4 separate regions of the Homo sapiens genome follow, and regions 2, 3 and 4 are each linked to region 1. Evidence: chromatin contacts called from ENCODE Hi-C or POLR2A ChIA-PET data. All regions are on one chromosome and are shown on one strand. The core of a region is the stretch at or near the end of the contact, and the rest is flanking DNA. Distances in the headings are between cores, read along the strand shown.

Evidence for each region. A loop is a pair of places that touch in the nucleus more often than their neighbours do. ChIA-PET counts read pairs that join two places held with the same protein, here RNA polymerase II (POLR2A). Pooled maps may share reads with other maps.
Region 2: a map of CD4-positive, alpha-beta T cell shows a loop between it and region 1 (7-fold over the local background). The contact joins the promoter of ADAT1 here to the promoter of ZFHX3-AS1 in region 1. A Hi-C loop is called at or near these places in 2 of 168 maps with a recorded cell type or tissue (CD4-positive, alpha-beta T cell and CD8-positive, alpha-beta T cell) and 5 of 50 pooled maps.
Region 3: a map of gastrocnemius medialis shows a loop between it and region 1 (24-fold over the local background). The contact joins the promoter of ZFP1 here to the promoter of ZFHX3-AS1 in region 1. A Hi-C loop is called at or near these places in 2 of 168 maps with a recorded cell type or tissue (gastrocnemius medialis and naive thymus-derived CD4-positive, alpha-beta T cell) and 6 of 50 pooled maps.
Region 4: a map of CD8-positive, alpha-beta T cell shows a loop between it and region 1 (7-fold over the local background). The contact joins the promoter of WDR59 here to the promoter of ZFHX3-AS1 in region 1. A Hi-C loop is called at or near these places in 2 of 168 maps with a recorded cell type or tissue (CD8-positive, alpha-beta T cell and naive thymus-derived CD4-positive, alpha-beta T cell) and 6 of 50 pooled maps. POLR2A ChIA-PET finds 5 or more read pairs at or near these places in 1 of 52 experiments (BJ).

The regions. Positions count from the first base shown.
Region 1 is chr16:72,662,855-72,667,299 of GRCh38, reverse strand. It overlaps ZFHX3-AS1 (ZFHX3 antisense RNA 1), which reads right to left and starts at 2,167. Exons shown (of 4, transcript NR_171704.1): 1 at 1,967-2,167. LINC01572 (long intergenic non-protein coding RNA 1572) reads left to right here and starts at 2,330. Exons shown (of 14, transcript NR_126330.2): 1 at 2,330-2,408. RefSeq lists enhancers at 2,369-2,428, 2,469-2,588.
Region 2 is chr16:75,620,933-75,625,377 of GRCh38, reverse strand. ADAT1 (adenosine deaminase tRNA specific 1) reads left to right here and starts at 2,097. Exons shown (of 10, transcript NM_001324445.2): 1 at 2,097-2,975. RefSeq lists enhancers at 1,784-2,303, 2,183-2,422, 2,304-2,823, 2,824-3,343, 3,344-3,864 and a silencer at 3,933-4,227.
Region 3 is chr16:75,146,573-75,151,017 of GRCh38, reverse strand. ZFP1 (ZFP1 zinc finger protein) reads right to left here and starts at 2,494. Exons shown (of 4, transcript NM_153688.4): 1 at 2,375-2,494. RefSeq lists a silencer at 1,904-2,273 and an enhancer at 2,634-2,683.
Region 4 is chr16:74,982,867-74,987,311 of GRCh38, reverse strand. WDR59 (WD repeat domain 59) reads left to right here and starts at 2,189. Exons shown (of 26, transcript NM_030581.4): 1 at 2,189-2,348. The coding sequence starts at 2,295. RefSeq lists silencers at 898-1,098, 2,134-2,443 and an enhancer at 1,744-1,803.

The sequences.
Region 1 (4,445 bases), core at 918-3,417:
TAAAATGAGGTCTTTAACACGGGCCTAAATCCAGTAGGGTTGGTGTGCTTACAAGGAAAGAAAATTTGGACACAGGTGTGCACACACATGGAGAAAACAGCACATGAAGACAAAGAGATGAGACAGTGATCTGAGTCAAGGACAGAGACCTCAGAAAGAAACCAACCCTGCTGATACCTTGATCTTGAACTTCTAGCCTCCAGAATTGTGAGAAAATAACTTTCTGTTGTTTAAGCCACCTAGTCTGTGGCATTTTGTTATGTTTGCTCTAGCAAACTAATATGGATCTCAACTATATTTAGTATTAATCTTGGCAGTTTTACATCAAAACTTATTTGTTCAAGTCTGTCTGCCAGGTACATGGTGAACACAATTCTGAGTAGTTTAGGGTTTAGATGATGCAAGTTATATGTAAGATATATTCATAAACATAAATAAGAAACATTATAAAGAATACAAAAAAATGCCAAATAAAGACTATTATAGGCATTCAGGAGGGAGAGAGGTGACTATGGACTAGGTCACAAAAGATTCACAATTTGACCTGGGTCTTAAAAGCGTAAGTAGGATTCAGCCAAGCTGAGGAGAGAGGACATCAAGGAGATAACAGTGAACAATGCCAAATACATGTCTACTACCGGAGGAAATTTATTTTTCTCCTTTTAAGTACCTCTATGTTCAAGTTTCTTTTCTGTGCTTTCTAACCTCTAAGATCACTATATATTTTTAAATGAATGGTGTAAGTCCTTACAAAATTTAGGCATTTTTTTTTCTTGTCAGATAAATAACAGTTCAACTGACTTTGTTCAGTACAACACTGACATCCAAAGGATACTCGGGTTCATCTGAAGGCCTCTTGGGCTTCTGCTGAGTTGGTTTGATTTTCAAATGGTCTATGTAGGCAGTAAGCTGCTCATGGAACATTCTCTTTTGAAACCCTGGGCATTTTTTGATCTCTTACCCATTTATCAAATCTCATCACATTAAATGGCTCCACAATGCAGGTGGCCTGTGTTTTCCTAAGTGCCTCCTCTTCTTAAGAATGTATTACTCAGTTCATTAATGTTTCATACTTAAGTATTCTGTGTATTTAATTTTTTATTTAATGAAATTTCTAACCTTCAGGCTGACGAATTATTCAGAATGTTTCATCCAAGCTGTTGGAAAAGTGCTCATTAGCAGGGAGTTTTGAAGATGGAATTTTAAGAAAGGGGTTGGCAGGATCCCAAACACATATAGATCTAAGCTTTCATAAATGCTTCCCTACCTTAGCTATGGAGGAAGAAATTGTTGATAAGCAGATAAGTTTTGCTTTAGTTTTTACATTTTAGTGACAATAACAATGATTTCTGTGGTCTGATAAAAGATGTTCGTTTAAAGAGTTATCTGCAGAAAGCTGTGTGGTCACTAATGTTTACTTTCATTGACAAATGAGATCGTCTTGTGTGGGACTATCATCATCAAATGAGACACAACTGAAACTAAAGCAGCCATGCTTACCATTCGGTTTAAAATTTTTAAAATTAAAATAATGCTCCTAACGAAAGGAGTCTCAGCTGAATTAGTTTGAGTGTTGGCATGGACTGGGCTCAAATCACCTGCTCATCTTTAACACCTGCCTTCAGATTTATGGGCGATTAAGAACTTAAGTCTGAGAACCTATGAGACTGTCACAGAAAATAAAATTTCAGTTCTTCGTCCATTAACTGGTTCAGATGAAATTTGGGGTCAGAAACAACCAGAACGTTAAATTTCATTGTAAACTTAAATCGCATTCAATGGTTAAAGACTACAAAATGTATGTAGTGCAGTTAAAAAACCTCACACAGCAAGAGGTTATTGAATGTTTAAAGATCCAAAATTTCAACTTTTTGTGGTTAAGTACAGTTATGTTGGGTAACAAAGTTGACAGCAGGTTTCTGTTACCCCCCTGTTGGAGGAGGAGGAGGCGCTACCACACGCTTACCTTAGGGAAATAACGTGCACTTTATAACCGTTCAGGTAAATCGTTGGGTGAGAAAGAAGAATAAAGGACACAGCCGGTGGAGGGACCCCAGCACACAGTCCCGTGGGTGCTCCGGAGGAAACGGCCGCAGCCCCAAATCTCCTAGTCTCTCTAGCAGGGAGTTTTCCCGCGGAGTCTCGCCTGGCGGCCGGAAGCCACCTCAAGCCGCCCACCCGGAAGCCGTCGTCTTGGCAACTGGGTATCGTCCCACCCCCTTTTCTTAGCAACGCCTATCGCCTTAGACGTCTGAGGTCAGCCGAGCCTCGATTGGTTCCTCTGTCTTTCACTCTGGGAGACGTTTGAGACCCAGCGTCTCTAGATCTCGTATTTGAATTTGTGGCGCTTGGTGTCCGCGAGTTGCCGAATGAAGCTGAGCGTCTCAGTGGAACCAGGGATCTCAGGGGTGAGCGACCGCGAGGGGAGAGCGACGAAAAGGGCGGCCGGAGCTGGAGGGGCGCGGAGTTAAACAAAAAAGGGCGGCCGGAGCTGCAGGGGCGCCGAGTTAAACACGTCATTTCCAGATGGGGGGCTTCAGGCGAGCTGCTTAGCTCCCCTGAGGCAGGCCCTCCGTCTGTTCGCCTTTTCGTAGCCTCTGAGTTTTTCCCTCACGTCGTTTTCCGGCAGTCCCAGAGACGCCACGCCTGCCCCCGTTCTGTTGCCCCTGATGGAAGGCTCCTCTTAACGCTACCTTCCCTCTTTCACAAAATGTCTCTCAGCTTCCTTATTTCGACGTGCTTACACCTCCCCCAAGTATAATTCACTCCCCACTGATGTCTTTGGTAGTTTCATCCTCGTCTTCATCACTAATACTATGAGACACGGGGTGCGTGCACTTGACGATGTAGAAAAATGGTTTTCGCGCAACCTGGTGAGCGTCCCACACCTCACAAATTGAATCCAAAAAATTCCTTATTCATAAAAGATGCTGCTGTCCTACTCTTCCCGACCGGGAATATCATGACGTGGAAAGCAGCAAGTGACAGCGTTTTATAAAGCGCTACAAAAGTAAGCTATTGATGCGTTCACATCGGAAACATAATTGTTTTGTTTTCGGTCGGACCCTCTGGATCCATAGGTTTCGTATTGGGTTTATGGATACTGTTCAGACTTTGAAATGAATAATGCCAAAAGTTACGTTGGAGGACAAACTGAGGATTGATCCCAAGCACAAAAGTAACCACTGATTAAAACCTTCTCTTCATTAACCTTTAGCTTCTTTGTCTATTGTGATACTTCTCCCACCCCGGTGGATTTAATTTCCATTGAGATTTATGAACATTTTAGGAGTTTACAGTCTAAATAGACAGCTTTCCCCACCTCTCCTGTATATGACCATGAAAATCCTCTATTAACTTTCCAGTTTGATAATGCAGTATGAGCTTCTATATGCTTAGCCTCTAGAACAGAGATTCTTTTGGGGGTGGGGGGTCTTAGTCCTGTTTAAGACCCAGAGGAAAACCTTGGAGCTTTTCTCCAGAATATGACACATACACACAAAATTTTGTATTAGTTTTAGAGAGTTGTATTTTGTTTTAGTAGAAAAGAGATCTGACTTTGTTGCTCAGACTGATCTCCAGTGTCAGCCTCCCAAAGGGTTGGGATTACAAGCGTGAGCCGCCGAGCCCAACCCTGTTTTAGGGAGTTTTAGATTCTGTTTTGAAATGTGGATATTAGTGGGACCCCAGTCCAATTCTACACGTTTATTTATATATATACACACACGTATGTCTATATATATAATTATATATATTTACATAATATATATCTATGTATATAATTTTTTTAAGTAGAAATAAGCAGCGAAACAGTGTTTTAACTTCTACCGAATGGCTGTCATTTCTTAGTTTTAAGACTTGTAGTTCGGAGGGAGGTGGAATGAGAAGGCTGAAAATTTTACATGAGCTCTGATTTAAGGATATTAGAAAAGTCATTTCTAAGTGTGGCGGTCCACGCCTGTAATCCCAACCAACACTTTGGGAGGCTGAGGTGGAAAGACTGCTTCAGCCCAGGAGTTCGAGACCAACCCAGGAGTTCAAGACGATAGTCGGACCCCATCTCTACAAAAAAATTTTAAAATTAGCCAGCCGTGGTGGTGTTCGCCTTGCTCCCAGCTACTCAGGAGGCTGAGGTGGGAGGATCACTTGGGCCGGGGAATTCCAGGCTGCAGTGGCCAATGATCGTGCCTATCTCCAAAACAAACAAACAAAAAACAGAGAGATAAAGGTAGTAAGGTAGTATATGAGCACAGGGGCATACCAAAAAATAAGTTCACAAGGTATTGCATCCAGAGTCTTTTTGAATTAACAAGAAATAGGAAAATTCTTGATCAACATGAAGAGTGAAAATAGTTTGTGTGCCTTAATTTTTTGGATGTTTTATATTAAAATAATTTTATGGTGAATTCTACCAGCATATACCTGAATATAATCTCATAATCTTC
Region 2 (4,445 bases), core at 848-3,347, 3.0 Mb before region 1:
TGCCACTGCGTTACAGCCTGGGTAGGAGAGTGAGACTCCATCTCAAAAAAAAAAAAAGTACCGAGAAGGCATTCACTGAAGTATTATTTAAGCAGTAAATGTGTAGTAGTCACAAATCTGACACCAGATTTGCAGTTTGAAAAGATTAGTCTTGCTGCTCTGTGGAAAATGAATTGGAGTTAAGCAAGAAAAGGTGGAAATTCAGAGATGAGTGTAGCAATCCAAGAGGAATACGATAGTGGCTTTTACTAGCGTATTGGCATGCAAGTGGAGAGAAATGGATGGATTCAAGAGATAGGAAGTAAGATCAACAGGACTTGGTAATGGATTGCACTAAGGGGATTAAGGGAAGGGAGATAACAAGGAACATGACTCACTTTTTAGTTACGCAACTAGATTGCTAGTAATACCAATCCCTGAGATAAAGAACCCTAGAAGAAGGTCTTTGATACCCCTTACCCCCACTGGAATATTTCTTAAAAGACAGAAGAGGCAGTCACTTGCAGATTAAAGATATTGGAGAGGAATGAGGAGCAAAGTCTTTGGCCTTGGAGGAGGGCCATGTCCCATTTCCTTTGAACTAGAGAGAAGGATGGGGTTGAGCAAGTTGCATAAATTTTTGAGGGGTAACAAAGAAAAATGAATTCTTTCATTTTTAGTAATAGAGCATTCAGTTACTGGGTGACAAAGGCCCCTGAAGTATCCAGGCAGCTATATTACTTATTCCCGGCAATCCAAAGGTTTTTAGACCTGTTCTGCCCACTACACTGTAGTAGTACTGTACTACAGTAGCCAGTAGCCACATGTGACTATCCAGCATCTGAAATGTGGCTGATCCAAATTGGGATGTATTCTAAGTGTAACACACACCAGATTTCTTAAACTTCGCATTAAAAACAGAACAGAACATAAGTATTTTTTAAAATATTGAGACTCGGCAGCCAGGTGCGGTGGCTCACGCCTGTAATCCAGCACTTTGGGAGGCCGAGGCGGGCAGATCACGAGGTCAGGAGATCGAGACCATCCTGGCTAACATGGTGAAACCCCGTATCTACTAAAAATACAAAAATTAGCCTGACGTGGTGGCAGGCACCTGTAGTCCCAGCTACTCGCGAGGCTGAGGCAGGAGAATGGCGTGAACCTGGGAGGCGGAGCTTGCAGTGAGCAGAGATTGCGCCACTGCACTCCAGCCTGGGTGACAGAGCGAGACTCCGTCTCAAAAAAAAAAAAAAAAAAAAAAAAAATATATATATATATATATATGAGACAGACAGACCGACCCCGGGCATCGTGACTCACGCCTGTAATCCCAGCACTCTGGGAGGTTGAGGCGGGCGGATCACTTGAGGTCAGGAGTTCGAGACCAGCCTGGTAACATGGCGAAACCCCGTCTCTACTAAAAATAACAAAAATGAGCCGGGTGTGATGGCGGGCGCCTGTAATCCCAGCTACTTGGGAGGCTGAGGCAGGAGAATCGCTTGAAGCCAGGAGACGGAGGTTGCAGTGCGCCGAAATTGCGCCGCTTCCAGCCTGGGCGACAAAGCGAGACTCCATCTCAAAAAATTTTTTGATTATATGTTGAAATAATACTATTTGGGATGTATGGGTTAAATAAAATATATATGATTGTTTCTATTTTGACTTTTAATGAGGCTACTGGAAATTTTTAAATTACGTATATGGTTCGAATTATATATCTATTGGACAGTGATGTTACAGATAGAAATACAGCATAGTCAGGAGAATCGCTTGAACCGGGAGGCGAAGGTTGCAGTGAGCCGAGATCGCGCCTCTACACTCCAGCCTGAGCAACAGAGCAAGACTCCGTCTCAAAAAAAAAAAAGAAAAAGAAAAAAATTCAGCCGAGTGCTGCAAGATACGTCATTCTAGTTGAAGGAATATCTAAGCCAACAAGCGGCTCCCATCATCCGGTTTCACGCCTCTCTAAGACGCAGCCAGGGCTGCGGGACTTGAAGCGCGGGAATCTCGGCCCTGGCACCGACTCCCCGGAAAAACTACAGGGCCCGGCATGCACTGCGCGCCTCTGGGAGCGGGAGCCGAAAGGAACCGGCGCTTTGTGACGTCACGTCCGCCTTACCGGCGGATTAAGCTCGCTTTCTTCTAGGCGCGTTTCCTGAAGGTGGGAGGGGAGCGTCCGCGAGGCGCTGGGGCGACGGGGCAGGTTTATCCGGGCTAACTTTGCCGAGTCTGTTTTTGAGGGAAGAGGTTGTGAGGATCGTATCTTCCGGGACGCGTTTCACGTGGGAAGGCGCTCCACGCCTGGAACTGTCAGCAGCCGGCGCCTGAAGAGCTCCTGGCGCGGGGCCTCTGGCCTGGCAGCCGCAGGACCCAATGGATCAGGCGCTCACGCTGTTCTCACTGCATGGCTTCAGTGCCTTGCCTGGCACCTCCTATCCTGTAACTGGCCGACTCGGGGTCCCACCCAGGCTTCTCCAGCGGCCGGGAAGGGGCTCTGCTTCCGGAAGTGTTTAGGAAGGGAGCCAGCGTAAACCAGAGTCCCTTCCTCCAAGCATCGCTGAAGCCTTTTCTCCCCTGGCAGCCGACTTCCTTTTCTTTGGAAAGGACGTCAGTTTTTTTAGCTTGTTGAAACTGTTCAGAGATGCGGTCTTGTGGGCAAATAAATGCCTGTTTAGCTGAGCTGTTATTTTCAGCTAAGAAGTTCTTCAAGTTTTCAAGATCTAGGAGGGGGTGTAGGCTCGAATTATAATGGACCCAGTGTAGCAAAACATTTATTCATTTAAACAATTGTGCATGCTCATTCAGACGCACTACCTGAGTGAGATGATGCCGTTCTGGGCTGCTTCATCTTAAAGAGAGTCACTGTTTCTTCTGGCAACTTCTACCTGCCTTGCCTATCGAGGTTTGTGAATTGCACCTCTGGTTTAATTTCAGGTCGATGGCCAGGTGGTCTTCATAAACTATACTGCCTTGTGATGCCTCCCTAGAAATGAGAGGTGAGTCCCTTCCAAACGAGGATTCTAGGATCTCATGCTTTCTTTTCTTGACAAGGCTTGCCCTGGCCCTCTGACTTTCAAGTCACAGGGTCTCACTTCCTGCAGATTTTTGTTTTAAATCACTGTGGTCTGATTTACCAGTAGCATTCACTACAGTAGCGAGCCTGCACGTTGCGCTGCAGGGGATTCATAACAATACCATCTTTCAAAAGCTGCATGCACTGGAGCTCAGGAAAGCCTTTTTTGTTTTTTTGAGAGGGAGTCTCGCTCTGTCACCCAGCCTGGAGTGCAGTGGCACAATCTCGGCTCATTGCGACCTCCGCCTCCCGGGTTCAAGCGATTCTCCTGCCTCAGCCTCCCGAGTAGCTGGGACTACAGGCACGCGCCATCACGCCCGGCTAATTTTTTTGTATTTTCAGTAGAGACAGGGTTTCACCACGTTGGCCAGGCTGGCCTCGAACTCCTGACCTCAGGTGAGCCACCGCGCCCGGCCTTCAGTTTGGTTTTACAGTGCTTAGCTATGTCTATCACAAGCTCATCTTCTACTGGGAAGCTTTTTGTATAATTGAGTCCAAATGAGATCAGGATGTGCCTAGTGAGCATTGATAGGGCCAAGAGTGAGAGATTTCCCTGCAAAGTATCCTAGGGATCTGCTTGATGGTTTTTTAATTCATGGCTTTCTATGCCCATTACAGCCCTCCCCCTTTCACCCCCACCACCAGGTAGCTCAAGGCAAATTAACCAGGAAAATCATCAAATGTTATTTTTTGTAATAGTAATCACAGTTGACCTTAATTATGCTCAACATAGTAGCAATTGCTTTTTATAAGTATTACTTATTTAACCCTCACAGTAACCCTAAGTATTATTTAATCTTCACAATAATCTAAATAGGTTAGATACTATTGTTATCACTATTTTGACAGATGAGGAAACAGACCCAGCAAGGTTAAGTAGTCTATTCAGCATCACAGTTAATTTGTGGCAAAGCCAAAATTAGAACCCAGAAAGGGTGAATCCAAAGTCCACACCCTTAAGTAGAGCTCTATGAGAACACGTAACTGCTGAGAAACATTTCAGTGGGGATTTACTAGAGGGCGGTAGAGAAACACTCTGCTGTAGGGGAAAGGAGAAAAATAAAATGCCTGGAAAAAGAAGACAGATAAGAACATCTGTCCAGAAAGATAAACCTTATACAGTGAGGGTCTGCCCAAAGCAAGTGAGTCTGCAACCCTTTACATGCCGTTTCCAGTGAAAACTGGAGTAGTGAGGACATTTCCTTCTCGTGTCCTTTAATGTTGAGTAGAGGATGCAGACTCCTTAGAAATGTATCAGATATATAACATTAAGAAAAACTTGAAACAATAATTTTGGGGATTGGTAGAATTTGGGGTTTCTTTGATCTTTCATTAAAGATGAAAAGGGGGCAGGGAGATAGTAGAAGAAAATGATCCATAGAGTTCCAGATAG
Region 3 (4,445 bases), core at 1,245-3,744, 2.5 Mb before region 1:
AGTGTGGTGGCTCACACCTTGAGTCCTAGCTACTCCGGAGGCTGAGGCAAAAGGATTAGGGCGCACACCTGCAGTCCTAGCTACTCGGGAGGCTGAGGCAAAAGGTTTGAGGTTGCAGACAGCTGTGACTGAACCACTGCACTCCAGCTTGGGCAACAGAGACAGACCCTGTCTCAATCAATCAATCAATCAAGGAAGATTCTACGATCAACAGCACAATATTTATTCAAATACACACGAAACAGTTACCCAGAGAGATCATCATATCCTCGACCTTAAAACAAACTACAACAGGCCTGGTGCAGTGGCTCACGCCTGTAAAGCACTTTGGGAGGCCAAGGTCAGCGGATCACTTGAGACCAGGAGTCTACTAAAACAAAATGAAACAAAAATACAATACAAAAACAAACCACAACAAATTTAAAATAATTGAAATTCGTAACACAGTATTCTGACCAAATCAGAATTAAACTATAAATCAATAATATAAAAAGATCTGGGCCGGGTGCGATGGCTCACGCCTGTGATCCCAGCACTTTGCAAGGCCGAGGCAGGTGGATCACCAGGTCAGGAGATAGAGACCATCCTGGCTAACACGGTGAAACCCCGTCTCTACTAAAAATACAAAAAAAAATAAAAAAATTAGCCAGGTGTAGTGGCGGGCGCCTGTAGTCCCAGCTACTCTGGAGGCTGAGGCAGGAGAATGGTGTGAACCTGGTAGGCGGAGCTTGCAGTGAGCCGAGATCTCGCTACTGCACTCCAGACTGGGCAACAGAGCGAGACTCTGTCTCAAAAAAAAAAAAAAAAAGATCTGGAAAATCTCCAAAAACTTGGAAATTATGCAATACAATCTAAATAAATAAGGGTAAAAAATGAAGTCACAAGGGAAGTTAAAAAAATTTGAATTGAATGGTAATGAAAACACAATAAAAAGGCTGGGTGCAGTGGTTCATGCCTGTAATCCCAGCACTTTGGGAAGCCAAGGCGGGAGAATCACTTGAGGTCAAGAGTTCTAGAGCAGCCGGGCCAACATGGTGAAACCCCGTCTCTACTAAAAATACAAAAATCAGCCAGGTGTAGTGGCGGGTGCCTGTAATCCCAGCCAGGAGGACTGCTTGAACCCGGGAGGCAGAGGTTTCAGTGAGCTGAGTGCCACTGCACTCCAGCCTGGGTGACAGAGTGAGACTCAGTCTCAAAAACAACAACAACAGAAAAGAAAATACAAGATATAAAAATTTGAGTGATGTAGTTAAAGTAGTATTTAGAGGAACAGTTACATCAATAAATTGTGTCTGGCCGGACGCGGTGGCTCACGCCTGTAATCCCAGCTACTCGGGAGGCTGAGGCAGAGCACTACTTTAACCCAGGAGGCGGAGGTTGCAGTGAGCCGAGATCAAGCCACTGCACTCCAGCCTGGACGACAGAGCGAGACTCCGTCTCAAAAAAAAAAAAAAAAAAAAGAAAGTAAAGAAAAGAAACGGTACAATACAAAAATATAGTATTACAATCACATAGGACCACCATTTTACATGAGGTCCCTCGTTGACAGAAACACTGTTACGCAGAGCGTGACTGCACCAGAATCATGGGAAAACTTTCGTATTTCAAAGTAGTGAAGAATTTTGGGTGCCCCAAACGGAAAGAACAGTAAATTCCACCCGAGAGAAATTTAAAACGTCAAAACGTATACATGGCAAAATCTACCAGCGAGTAAAATCAAAAGATAAATGAAAAAATATCTGCTGCTCACATAAAGTACCACCGGGTTGTGAGACCTTAGGGAAATCACTTTCCCCTTCTGAACCTCCCGTGTTCCTGGGATAGCGACGGAGATGATAACGCTGGAAGTCACGGGGTGGATGCGAGGATCAGGGGAACACCTCACTGAAGACCCTCTGACAAAGGGATCACGGTTCTCCTTCACCACCGGCAACTGACCAGGCTCCAGTCCTTCCTCCACCCACGAGGCACCGGGCATCGGGGCGTGGCCAGGTGTGTCAGGCCACGCCCCCACCACGCCCCGGCGGGGCCTCGTCCCGCGCGCGCGCGCCCGCCGGGGCTCCAGAACTCGCTCCCGCGCGGCCCGAGCCCTTCGCCGCCCGTCTGAGGCGCATCTCCTGACAAAGAGAAGAAGGCGAAGCCTCATAGCCGCCCTTCCCTCCGCCGTCCCCGCCCCCGCACGTTCGGCCAGGCGTGCCCCGCCGGCCCCGTTCAGAGGCGAGCGCCGGGCAACCCCGGACGCCGCCCTGAGGGTCACTGCCGCCTACGAGTAGCCGAAGTTTGGGCTCCCACCCTGCGCGGGCACGAGCCCATCCCTCATCTCCTTCCCCTCGGCCCCAGGCCGCGCGGAGCTACCTGGAAGCCCCTCTCGTACCTGGAGGGGCGCAGCCTCCACTCGTGGCCCAGTGCCACAGCGGGTCACGGCGCAGGGCGGCGAAGACGCGCGGAGACGGGGGCTCTGTCACCCACTCGCCGCTGGTGGTGGGGGAAGGGCGGCCACCGGCGCGCTCGCAGCACTGCACATGCGCAGAAACAGGGGCGCGGGCCGTTCCCAGGGTCCTCGGAGGGGTGGACCATCCACGTTCGGGACTACATTTCCCACAAGCCTCCGGGGCCGCGGCTTTAGGGACTCTCAGGAAAGTCTTCGCCTTGTTAGGCGGTCTGATGAGCCGACCAAAATAATCTCCTTAGCCTGCACTGTTTTCTTTTTTCCCAGAGTGGGTCGTGAACTACAATTCACCACCTCCCCCTTAAATACAACAACTTGGCTTTTAAACATTACACAAATAATCTATAACTGTATTTAATTAGAATATATGTACAAAATAAAGTATCCATAATCTCACTTTCTAAAGATTAACTGCGTATAACATTAAGTTCGCACTTTGATTTTTTTGTTGTTGTTACAAAACTGGCCATAAAGGTATCATGTGCTGCAACTAGCTTTTTTCCCTTTTTTCCCAGGCCACTTTGTTGAGGTATATATATTTGTTGAGATCTATATATTTAAGATGTACAACTTGATATCTACATTTGTGAAATATTCACCATAATCAAGCTAATTAACATGTGCATCACCTCACATAGTTATTTGTCTGATGAGAACACTTAAGATCTATCTTCTTAGCAAATTTCAAGTACACAATATTGTCAACTATCGTCACATAGCTGTGCATCTCCCCAGAACTACTCATCTTGCATAACTGAGACTTTGTACCCCTTGACCACCATCTTCCCATTTCCCTTCACCCTCAGTTCCTTTCATCCTTTAGAACAGTTTTAGGTTCACAGCAAAATTTGAGCAGAAAATACATTGAATTCCCATATAACCCATGTCCCCCCAGCACACACAACCTCCCCAAAGTTGATATCCCACACCAGAACAGTGTATTTGTTACAATTGGTGAACCTACAGTTAAATATCAGCACCTGGCCAGGCTCAGTGGCTCACACCTGTAATCCTAGCACTTTGGGAGCCTGAGGCAAGCAGATTGCTTGAGCCGAGGAATTTGAAACCAGCCTGGCCAAAATGGTGAAACCTCATCTCTTAAAAAAAAAAAAAAAATACAAAAATTAGCCGGGCATGGTGGCACGCACCTGTAGTCCCAGCTACTCGGGAGGCTGAGGTGGGAGGATCACTTGAGCCTGGGAGGCTGAGGTTTCAGTGAGCCAAGATTGTGCCACTGCACTCCAGCTTGGGTGACCCTGTCTCAAAAAGTATAAATTAAAAAACAAAATCATTGGCACCCAAAGTCCATAGCTTACATTAGTGTTCACTTGATGTTGTACATTCTATGGGTCTTGACAAATGCCTGTAACCATTACAGTATCGTACAGAATAGTTTCACTGCCCCCCAAAAAATCATCTGTGCTCCATTTATTCATCCATCCCACAACCCCTGGAAATCTCTGATATTTTTACTGTCTCCATAGTTTTGCCTTTTGCAGGTTGTCATATAGGTGGAATCATACATATGTTGCTTTTTCAGATTGGCTTCTTTCATTTAGTAATATACATTTAAGTTTCCCTCATGTTTCCCTCAAGTTACCCTGGCTTTTTTTTTTTTTTTTTTTTTTTGACACAGGGTCTCACTCTGTCACCCAGGTTGGAGTGCAGTGGTGCGATCATGGCTCACTGCAGCCTCCACTTCCTGGGCTCAAGTGACCCTCCCAGTTCAGCCTCCCAAGTAGCTAAAACTACAGGCATACACAGCCATGCCTGGGTAATTTTTTGTATTTTTTGTAGAGATGGCATTTTGCCATGTTGCCCAGGCTCGTCTCAAACTCCTGGGATCAAGAAATCCTCCTGCCTTGGCCTCCCAAAGTGCGGGGATTATAGGGATGAGCCACTGTGCCCAGCCTCAGTTCGTTTTAGTGCTGCATAATATTCTACTGTCTGCATGTACCAGTGTTTTAAATCCATTCACCTACTGAAGATACATTGG
Region 4 (4,445 bases), core at 940-3,439, 2.3 Mb before region 1:
ACACAACGAGACCATCTCTACAAAAAGTAAAAAAAAAAAAAAAAAAAAATAGCTGGGCATAGTAGCACATGCCTGTAGTCCCAGTTACTTGGGAGGCTGAGGCAGGAGGATTGCTTGGGCCCAGGAGTTGGAGGCTGTGGTGAGCTATGCTCACACCACTGCACTCCAGCCTCAGTGACAGAACGAGACCCTTTCTCCAAAAAAATAAAAATAAAACATGAAACGGTCCAGGCAACAAGTTAGTCACCGTAATCTGTCAACAAGTCTGTCTTCCCCCTTATAGCCAATACTCCAGGAGGGAAGAGACCACACTTTCTTACCTCTATTCATACAATGACTTGCACATACAAATAGTGATAATATTAACAACAACAATAACAGTTTATTTTATTTTATTTTTATTGATTTCCTGGCTTCTAGAACTGAATTAATAGTTTATAGTTGAGCTTTTCTACATCCCAGGCCCTGTGCTTAGTTCCTTACAACAATCCAATGAGGTAAGCCATTTTTCCCTTCTATAGGGAAACTGAAGCTAAACCAGTTAAATCAACATTTAAGAGTGTGGGACTGAAAAGGAAACTTAATCACCACCCACCATGTTAGTACAGTGGTTCTCAAACTTTTTGATCTTGGAATCCCTTTACACTGCTGTTAAAAATTACTGAAAATCCCAAAAAAACTTTTTTTTTTTTTTTGACAAGGTCTTGCTCTGTCGCCCAGGCTGGAGTACAGTAATGTGATCCTAGCTTACTGCAGCCTCCTTCTGGGCTCAAGCCATCCGTCCACGTCAGCCTCCCAAAGTGCTGGGATTACAGGCATGAGCCACTGCGTCCGGCCCCCAAAAACTTTTATATGTAGTATACAGAATTTAAAAAATATATTCATTATTTCATTTAAACATTAAGGCCCTTCACATGAATACATTTTAAAATGAAAAAGAACAATATTTTCAAAAAAAAAAAAAAACAACAAAAAATTCTGGCAAATCTGTTTTAATGTTTGGTTTATCAGAAAACAGCGGCCGGGCGCGGTGGCTCACGCCTGTAATCCCAGCACTTTGGGAGGCCGAGACGGGCAGATCACGAGGTCAGAAGATCGAGACCATCCTGGCTAAAACGGTGAAACCCCGTCTCTACTAAAAATACAAAAAAATTAGCCGGGCGTAGTGGCGGGCGCCTGTAGTCCCAGCTACTCCGGAGGCTGAGTCAAGAGAATGGCGTGAAGCCAGGAGGCGGATCTTGCAGTGAGCCGAGATCGCGCCACTGCACTCCAGCCTGGGCGACTGAGCAAGACTCTGTCTCAAAAAAAAAAAAAAAAAAAAAAAAAGAAAAGGAAAGAAAGCAGCTGGATTGCAGGAGGGGGTATAGCTCACAGGTAGAGCATTGGACTACAGATCAAGAAAACAGCTGGATTCTCACATTTAAGTCTACCTTCATTGTTACGGGAGGCGCTGCTGTATTGTATGAAACAATAAATTGCACATTCAGACTTTTAAATATCTCGATGGGATAGGCATCAGGAGAAGAGGTATCTTCGGTTTGCACGAGCTTTGATTTTTCTTTTTTCTTTTTTTTTCCGAGACGGAGTCTCGCTCTTGTCACCCAGGCTGGAGTATAATGGCGTGATCTCGGCTCACTGCAATCTCCGCCTCCCGGGTTCAAGCGATTCTCCTGCCCCAGCCTCCCAAGTAGCTGGGATTACAGGCGCCCGCCACCCGGCTAATTTTTGTATTTTTAGTAGAGACGGGGTTTCACTATGTTGTTTAGGCTGGTCTCGAACTCCTGACTTCGGCCTCCCAAAGCGCTAGGATTACAGGCGTGAGTCACCGCACCCGCCCCGAACGTTGATTTTGATTTGAGACTGGGTCTGGACGAATGCTGGGGACTCCAGCGAGGAGCTAGTCAGGACAACAGGCACCTCACCTCACCCAAACCCAAACCTGCGAGCCCTTCCCAGGTCACCCACGCTTGCTCGAGCTTGGACTACAACTCCCGGCAGAGCTCGCGGCAGGGGGTGTGCCCGCAATCGCGAGGAGCGTGGGTGACTCAAACCAAGTGACGGAAGTGAGCGAGGGCGTGCCTGTTTGTTGCAGGCGCGGTGTAGCAATTGGAGGACCCAGGAAGAAGGGGCGGAGCCTATGCTTGGGTCAACCAATGGCTTGAGCTCAGGAGCAACCAGGGCACGGGGCGTGTCGGGGCTGATTCTCTGGCTGTGTGGGGCGCACGGTCCCGGGATACTGGGGACGGCGGGGTGGGAGGGCGCCGTCCTGGGGCCGCGGCGGCCGGGCGGGGGAGATGGCGGCGCGATGGAGCAGCGAAAACGTGGTTGTAGAGTTCCGTGACTCCCAGGTGAGCTAGAGGCCGAGTGGAGCCCTCTGGGCATGCGTCCTCCCCGCTTCCCCTCCCCCACGCGGCTGCTTCCGTCCCGGGGGGCTACGGGGAGACCCTAGGCCCCGTACTGAGGAGGTGGGCGGGGCTTAGCCGACCTCTTAGGCCCCGTCGGGGGAGGGAAGACGACCATCGGGGGCAATCGGGGCGAGCATGGACGGAGTTTCGGGGCTCCCTACGCGGGTAGGGGAGTGGGGTCCGCCTTGTGACACTGAGGCAGAGACTGCGCATCGTGAGTGCTGAGGGGAGGCTTCCCACAATCAGGGTACGGAGCGAGGGCGTGACGGCTTCCCGAGGCCCTAGCCGCGTGTGGCGACTTAAGGCAAGTCGCGGGACTTTTCTAAGTCTCAGCTGCGTGGACGTAACCCTGTTGGGGTGAATTCGATGAAACACTGTTTGCAAAGTGCCTGTTGCAGCGTCTACGCGGTTAAGTGGTTCTTAATGCCATCATACTGGAAAATACCGTGTAGTGGATAGGAGTGACACTGCACGTGTTGCCCGAGTTCGAATCCCGCAGCCCCTACCCTGTCATCACTCCGTACACGTCAGTTTTCTCACCTGTAGAAGGGAGATGGTCGTACTTACAAGATTGGCTTAAAGATTTTATTTTTTAATTTTCTATTTAATTTAATTTAATTTATTTTTTTTGAGATGGAGAGTCACTCTGTTGCCCAGGCTGGAGTGCAGTGGTGCCATCTTGGCTCACTGCAACCTCCGCCTCCGGGATTCAAGCAATTCTCCTGCCTCAGCCTCCCAAGTAGCTGGGATTACAGGTGCGCACCACCACGCCCGGCTAATTTTTGTATTTTTAGTAGAGACGGGGTTTCACCTTGTTGGTCAGGCTGGTCTTGAACTCCTGACCTCAGGTGATCCACCCACCTCAGCCTCCCAAAGTGCTGGGATTACAGGCGTGGGCCACCGTGCCTGGCCTATTTTACTTCATTTGAGACAGGGTCTGGCTCTGTCACCCAGGCTTGAGTGCAGAGGCGTGAATCACCGCTCAGTTCAGCTTCGACCTCCTGGGCTCAAGCTATCCTCCCACCTCAGCCTCCCCAGTAGCTGAGACTACAGGCGCATGCCAACACGCCCGACTAAATTTTTCATTTTTTTTTGTAGAGACGGGGTCTCCCTATGTTGTCCAGGCTGGTATGGAACTCCTGGGCTCAAGCGAACCCCCTGCCTCAGCGTCCCAAAGTGTTGGGATTACAGGTGTGATTCACTGAGCACAGCCTCGAGTGAAGATTTTATGTGGTTGTATGTTGAGGATGTGTGGCACACACAGCATTGGGATTTGGATGCTGGATCCTACCCCAGAGCCCTTGTTTAGCTCATTGGACTACTTTACTCATAGTGGGTAGCTCTGAACCGGTCATATACATCCCCTCTTCCCCAGCACCTAGGACAGTGTCTTGGTGATTCTCTTCAATTTTAAATTTATTTACCTTTTTTTTTGAGACAGAGTCTCACTCTATGACCCAGACTGTAGTGTAGTGGCATGATCTTGGTTCACTGCAACCTCTGCCTCCCAGGTTCAAACGATTCTTGTGCCTCAGCCTCCCGAGTAGCTGGGATTACAGGCACGTGCCACCATGCCTGGCTAAGTTTTGTATTTTTTGTAGAGACGGGGTTTCGCTCTGTTGGCCAGGCTGGTCTTGAACTCCTGGCCTCAAGTGATCCATCTGCCTTGGCCTCCTAAAGTGCTGGGATTACAGGTGTGAGCCACTACACCTGGCCTATTATTTTTTGTAGAGACAGAGTCTCTTTGTGTTGCCCAGGCTGGTCTTGAACCCCTGGCCTCAGGCGATTCTCCCACTTTGGCCTCCCAAAATATTGGGATTACAGGTGTGAGCGACTGTGCCTGGCCATTCTTTTCATTTATTCAACTAATATTTATCAAATACCTTCTGTGTGCCACACTTTTATTCACTCATTTATTCAACAAGGATTTACTGAGCTCCCTTCAGGTATACACTATACCATGCACAGGTGATTCATACTGAGGGAGATCTGGATAAGTATGAATGGGTGATGTGGTTTCTTCTTTCCAAAACCCCATCC